Regions from separate parts of the Mus musculus genome. Here region 1 is linked to region 2. Evidence: chromatin loops called from intact Hi-C (ENCODE). Cell type or tissue: heart. All regions are shown on one strand. Each heading gives the region's core, and the rest is flanking DNA. Links, peaks and the distances in the headings are about the cores only.

Region 1 (2,916 bases), core at 186-2,685, 340 kb before region 2:
GAGAGCATCTGCGTATATGATGTGTATATGGTGTGTGTATATGTGTGCAAGTGTTTGAATGTGTGAGTGCAAACACACACCTGCACACACAGAGGTAGAGGACAGCCTTGGGAGTTCACCTCACTGTCTACCTTGGTAGCCACAGGATGTCTTAGTCCTCATTGTGTAGGACAGGAGAGCAGGCCTCCAGCTTCTGGGGGAATCTCCCTTCTTGCCTCAGGACCACTGGAATCTACCTTAGCATGGGTTCTAGCATTCTGCACTAAGGTCCTCACACTTGCGAGGCAAACACTTTACCATCTGTGTCACCTCTCTGGTCCCTAGAGACTGTGTCTAAAGCACAGACTATTTCAGAGATTGCAATAGAGTCCAAGGTGCTAATCAAAGGGAAATGCAAGCAGCAGACACTCCTGGCTGTCCTTGAGAAGGTGGCAAGGGAGGAGCTAAAGCCCAGCCTCAGGAGGACACCAAAGGACAGAGGTCTCACATGACAGCCTTGACTTCTTAACAAAACTGAGTGAGACAACACAGGGTGGGGGAAGGGCAGAGCTAAGGGTTCTGTGCTTGACAAAAAAAAAGTCTAGTCTTTGAGGGAATGTAGTGGTGTCCTGGAGAGAGATACAGAGATTACTCTCAGAATGTGAAGATTTCTCTTCTGTGACATCTGGCCTGGTACACGCTGGCGACTGCTTCTGCCTCTGTAGGAGGAGAATGATCTAACTCATCTCTAGTTTGTGTAGTCGTAAAAGTAATACATTCTGAAAGTGGAGCCGCTCTCACCCCGCCATCCTGGAGTGACCACTTCTTCATATAAAGTTGTGGTCAGGGAACCATTCTGAGGAGCATGTCTGAGGAGTAGGATGAGAAAGCAGAAACTCAGAGAGGGGAGGGAGCAGCTCTAAGGACGTCCAGCGTCTCCATGGTGGAGATGGAGATAACCTCAGGTTCTAAGAGGAGGTGGATGTGACCTCGGGTTCTAGGAACTGCCCTACAAAATGCTACCATGACAACATAGAAAGAGGGCCGTTGACTCAGTCAGACTCAACCACTTTGGCTCATGCCTCAATTTCTAGATGACCAATAATATCTCAATGCCACATCTGGGAATAAGAATATCTGCCTTGTCAAACTGGGACTATTAGACACATTGGTGGGTGCACACAATATGACGGATGTCACCATAACTGTATCAGGACTGAAAAGATTGGGGAGGATGTCCTGTATGGCGTCCCCTCCTTAGTGTATGTTTCTGTAGCTGGGCTGCCTTTCTTTTAACTCTGCCTGGTCCCCTCCGGGATGAGGACACTCAGGCTGACTGTGACTCCTCTCACTAGAGGGCAGCACCAGTCTAGAAAGGAAGGAGCGCCCAGCTTTTCAAGCATCATCGGGCTCTCTTTGCCAGTAGCCAGTGAAACCTTTGGTGAGAACGTCGCTCTCCTCATCTTACAGTTGCCCTCCTTGCCCTCCATTTATACAGATTTAGCTCTCTGTCTTCCAAACCTCAGGTTGAAAATTCTCCCCTCTTAGGGAGCCTTCTGCATGCAACATGCATGAATAAAACATGATCGGTAAACAGCAGGAAGCCTGCAAGACACACAATACATATTTATCCATTGCTCACTGGCCACAGTCTGACAGCATTTTAACTGATGTGCTCTTGTCTGAGGAGGAAGAAGAGGAGGAAGAGGAGGGGAGAAGGCAAGGAGGGGTGGCAACCATTTATCCAGCACTTAAGACACTCCAGACGGTGCACAATTCATGAAATAAAATTATTGCTATGTAAAGTTTATAAAGAAAACACAACACTAACTCGGCTAAAGCCATAGGGCTATGACAGAGGCAGAGCTCATGTGGCTCTTCCCTCAGACTTATCACTAACTTCAAACTTGGTTGTACAGTGGAATCGCCTAGGAAACATAAATACTAATCCTGTAGGCCTGGCCCCTGATGCTGAGGAAGGCAGAGCAGGATGCTGCATGGGCACTACTCCCCACCTCAGCTTGGACTAGCTATCTTTCTTGTCACCGTGACTAAACACCTGACAACACTTATCTTGGCTCATGGTTCGAGGACACCCTGTGTCTGTCAGGAAAGGACAGTGGTGTGTGGTGGCAGGAGCTCATGTCTGAATGGATAGAAAGAAAGAGCAAACAAGAAGATGGCAAGGATATAAAGCCGGATCTGGTGACCTACCTCCCCAAGGGAAGCTCCATCTACCAAAAGTTCTACACCCTCCCAGAACAGCGCCACCTGCTGAAGACTGAGTGCTCACACCCACAAGAATCTGTGGGTCACTTCACATGCAAACACAAGAAAATGTAACATGTAGTACATGTAGTACGTGTAGTACATATGTAACATATGTAGTCAGGTAGAGAACCTTGGGCTTTTGAGGCTGACCTTGTGGTTCCTCGTTGAGCTTTAGCTCCAAGGCAGTGGACGGGATCTAGAAGGCACCTAGTGATAAGAAAGGGCTTGGGCTCTATCCGAGGCTAAGGCAGAGAGGGGGCTGGTCTAAAGCATGGACGTGGGGCGGGGCAGAACCTTAATTCCACTGGCAGCCAGTCAATCATCTCTGTACGCTGCCAGTACTGTGTACACTCTGATGAAAGCATGATGTGGTGCCTGGCACACCTGGTGTGGCCTCTAATGCTAGATAGCATGGCCTCAATCAGCTTAGCCCTCAACCCAGGTTTTCTCTATTGGAGGCAGAGTTGAAATCCCACACACCGTCCTAAGTCTGCCTTAGTGACTGCCTCCTTTGCTGAATCTCTCTAGGTTCCCTCATTTTTCTTCCCTTCTCTCCTTTGCCACACAGTTGGTCAGTCAGTGGTGTCTTCAGAGTTCTGCTTATGGTCTGTCTGGATACAAGACCAAAATTTCTTATTTGGAGAACATCTTAACAATCAGAGACAC
Region 2 (2,916 bases), core at 225-2,724:
TCCCACCTTCCTACCGACTTCTGACTCTGGCAATCCACGCCACCACCCCTAATGGCTTAGTTTTTATCACATTGATTAAGCCCAAGACATTTCCTGTTATATTTATAAATCTATGTTTGTATTTTTTTTTTTTTACTTCCAGAATATAATTCTCCTAAGAAGCCTGGGGCACTTATACATTTAAAATTCTGATCCATTCAACTCTCCTCAGGAGACACAGAATGGTACAGAAATCCCAAGTGGTGGGTGCTTAATGGAAAACCAAGAAATACAACAATTTACATGTCCATATATATATAAAGAGCTCTGACCTCCTGGTAGGAAAGGAAATGTGAATTAGGAGTGAAATGAGGTTAGAAACAATAATGAAGCCAGAACAGAATGAGAGTCCTGGGGCAAAATTGGAATATTTGTATTCAGAGGTGTTTTCTTCAGAGAATCCGAAGGCCAATGATGTGAACAAGAGACCTGACCACACAGGATCAGAGGGACACCAGTGTAGACATTACCTGGAAAGTCCTTCCTCACAACTCAGCCAGCCTTCTCTCTTCCAATAATTGCATTTTTTCATACTAAGGGGTCACAATTAATTGTTGAGTTTGTCACAGGCTCATACATACTGAGGTTATAAGCTTTGCTTTCGCAAATATTTGCTTTTGTTTGCACAGGTTTAGTCTGTACCTTGTAACAGAACAAGAAATAACCTCAACATTCATATAAAATGTCTTCGTTTCCTAAAAATGCTTGTTTATGATTGATTGTATTTGCATACTGTTCAGCCTGGAACTGGTTGCTGCCTTCTTTTCTGTTCTGCTCTGTGGAGCATCCGTCTCTGCAGGGCAAACACTGGGTCTCTGAATTCTTCTGCCTTGTCATTCTGCTTGTGTGGAGGGGTCCCCAGTGCAACTTTGCAAGTTCAAGACCTGTAAGGGTTACAAAGTGAATTTGAGACCAGCCTGTGAAACTTAGAAAAATCCCTTAAAAAAAAATGAATGTTTTAAAACGGCCTGAGGTGGGGTAGGGTAAATAATGGCGACACTATGGCTAAGTGTGAATATGTGACATTATTCTAAGTGTGGTTGCAGGGAACCTGGTGCCCCTTTCTGACCTCCATGGGTACACATGAAATTAAATATATCTTTTAAACACACACACACACACACACACTTTCACACACTGGTAGGAGCACAGCCGTGAGAGGGCATGTGGTGGGCATGCATGAGACTCTAGCATCAACTCCTTCGATCATCAGAAATCCACCCACCCTACCAAGAAGCAGAGGAGCTCTGGACATGTTGTCCTTTTCATTAAGAGTCACAGAGACTTCCCACCACCTCGAAGTAAGCTCTGAGTCTCTTCTTTCGGGAGAGAAGCTGCTTTGGTTTCTGACCTGATCTTTATCCTCAATTGTAGTTTCTAACTTTGAAATTTACTCACATTCTTCATAAGCAAGGCTTGTTTCTACCTCTGGGTGTTTGCAGGTGTCTAGTTCTCTAACTGAACCCACCTTGCCTCTTTTCTGCTTTCTTAGGCCTCTGAACTTCTGCATCCCCTTCAAAAGAGATGCCCAGCTTTTTGTCCCTTATTTCTCAGTGTCGTGTTTACCACATAAAATGCACATTTTGGGGATGAGAGATGGCTGAGCGGTTTAGAGCACTGATCCCTCTTTCAGAGGTCCTGGGTTCAGTTCTGAACAACCACACGGTGGTTCACAACCATCTGTAATGGGATCTGATGCCCTCTGCTGGCATGCAGATGTACATGCAGCTAGAAGAGTCATACATAAAAACATAAATCTTAAAAAAAAAAAAAAAACAATTTGTTATTTCCTTACCACTTATTTCCTCCAGAGAACCTCTGTTTAAGATAACATGCTGCGAACATCATTTATGAGTTTCTGGCAACCACATTAAACACTGTAAAAGCTCCAAGTGATTAACCTTAACTATCATATTGGCCCTCATCTATCCAAAGTATATTTTTGTTGTTTTCAATATGGAATGACTGCATAGATGATCAGGATATCTTCTATTCTTTTCATAATTATTCTTAGAAGCATTGTATATATTTCAAAACGCATATATCACATGACAAATATGGCACTAAAAGCTTGTACTTCATAATTTCATGAGATTTGTAATCTTTAAAGTTCAGAAAGGAGATCCAAGCCAGGAGATGGATCATCAGGTAAAAGCTCTTGGTTTGCAAGCCTAAGAACCCGAGTTCAGTGCTCAAGTTGTGCTCTGATACGACATTTATAGTTACTCAGTGGCTCACAATACTGATCTCTGTCTCTGTCTCTGCCTCTGTCTCTCTGTCTCTCTGTCTCTCTCTCTCTCTCACACACACACACAAACACACAAGCCATTAATGAATACATAATTTTAAAGGAAGCCTCTACCTCTATTTATCCAAGCCAATGTGAAAGTTTTCCAAGAACTAGATTATAATAATTTTTAATTGAAATTAAATAGCCATAAATGTTCTTCTACTGAACTAACCACATTTCAGGGGTGTCACGGTTCCAGACAGCCAGGGCCAGGATTAAGCTTTGAGCATCCAGGGTCTAGGTAGTAAGGTCCTTGAGAAGGTGGTTCCTCTAGCTACACTCATGTCCTCCCATTGGGTTCTATGCCGACGGAGCAGCCTGGAGATCCAGCTCGTCTTCTATCTCCATGCCTTGGGCAGGAAGCACAGAGCTGATGTTCACTTGGCAGGCAGGTATTCAGTGTCGTAGTGTGGAGTGGTGATTGAACCCACTGTGGGTTCTCTGCTGTCAGGTTTTAATGGAGACATTTGGGACACAAGTAAATGACTAGATTTTCTTTCTGAATGACAGGAGACTGTGCATCATGAATCATAAATAAATAAATAAATAAATAAATAAATAAATAAATAAATAATAAATATCCATCA

Evidence for each region. A loop is a pair of places that touch in the nucleus more often than their neighbours do. Peaks named below come from ENCODE experiments on the same cell type or tissue, not always from the same donor. Only the 100,000 strongest peaks of a DNase experiment are listed, where the experiment ranks them.
Region 1: it touches region 2 in a loop (7-fold over the local background); 26 of 42 quality-filtered maps call a loop at or near these places.

What each region holds. Positions count from the first base shown.
Region 1 is chr7:74,366,207-74,369,122 of GRCm38, forward strand. The region is part of intron 2 of Slco3a1 (solute carrier organic anion transporter family, member 3a1); the gene reads right to left. Among named protein-coding and RNA genes, the nearest start is that of Slco3a1, 190 kb to the right of the region's middle. In heart, for the core only: CTCF peaks have their summits at 1,335 (motif pointing right) and 2,261 (motif pointing left); no DNase peak of the experiment used is centred there.
Region 2 is chr7:74,701,976-74,704,891 of GRCm38, forward strand. No RefSeq gene overlaps it. Among named protein-coding and RNA genes, the nearest start is that of Gm30459, 63 kb to the right of the region's middle. In heart, for the core only: a CTCF peak has its summit at 1,750 (motif pointing left); no DNase peak of the experiment used is centred there.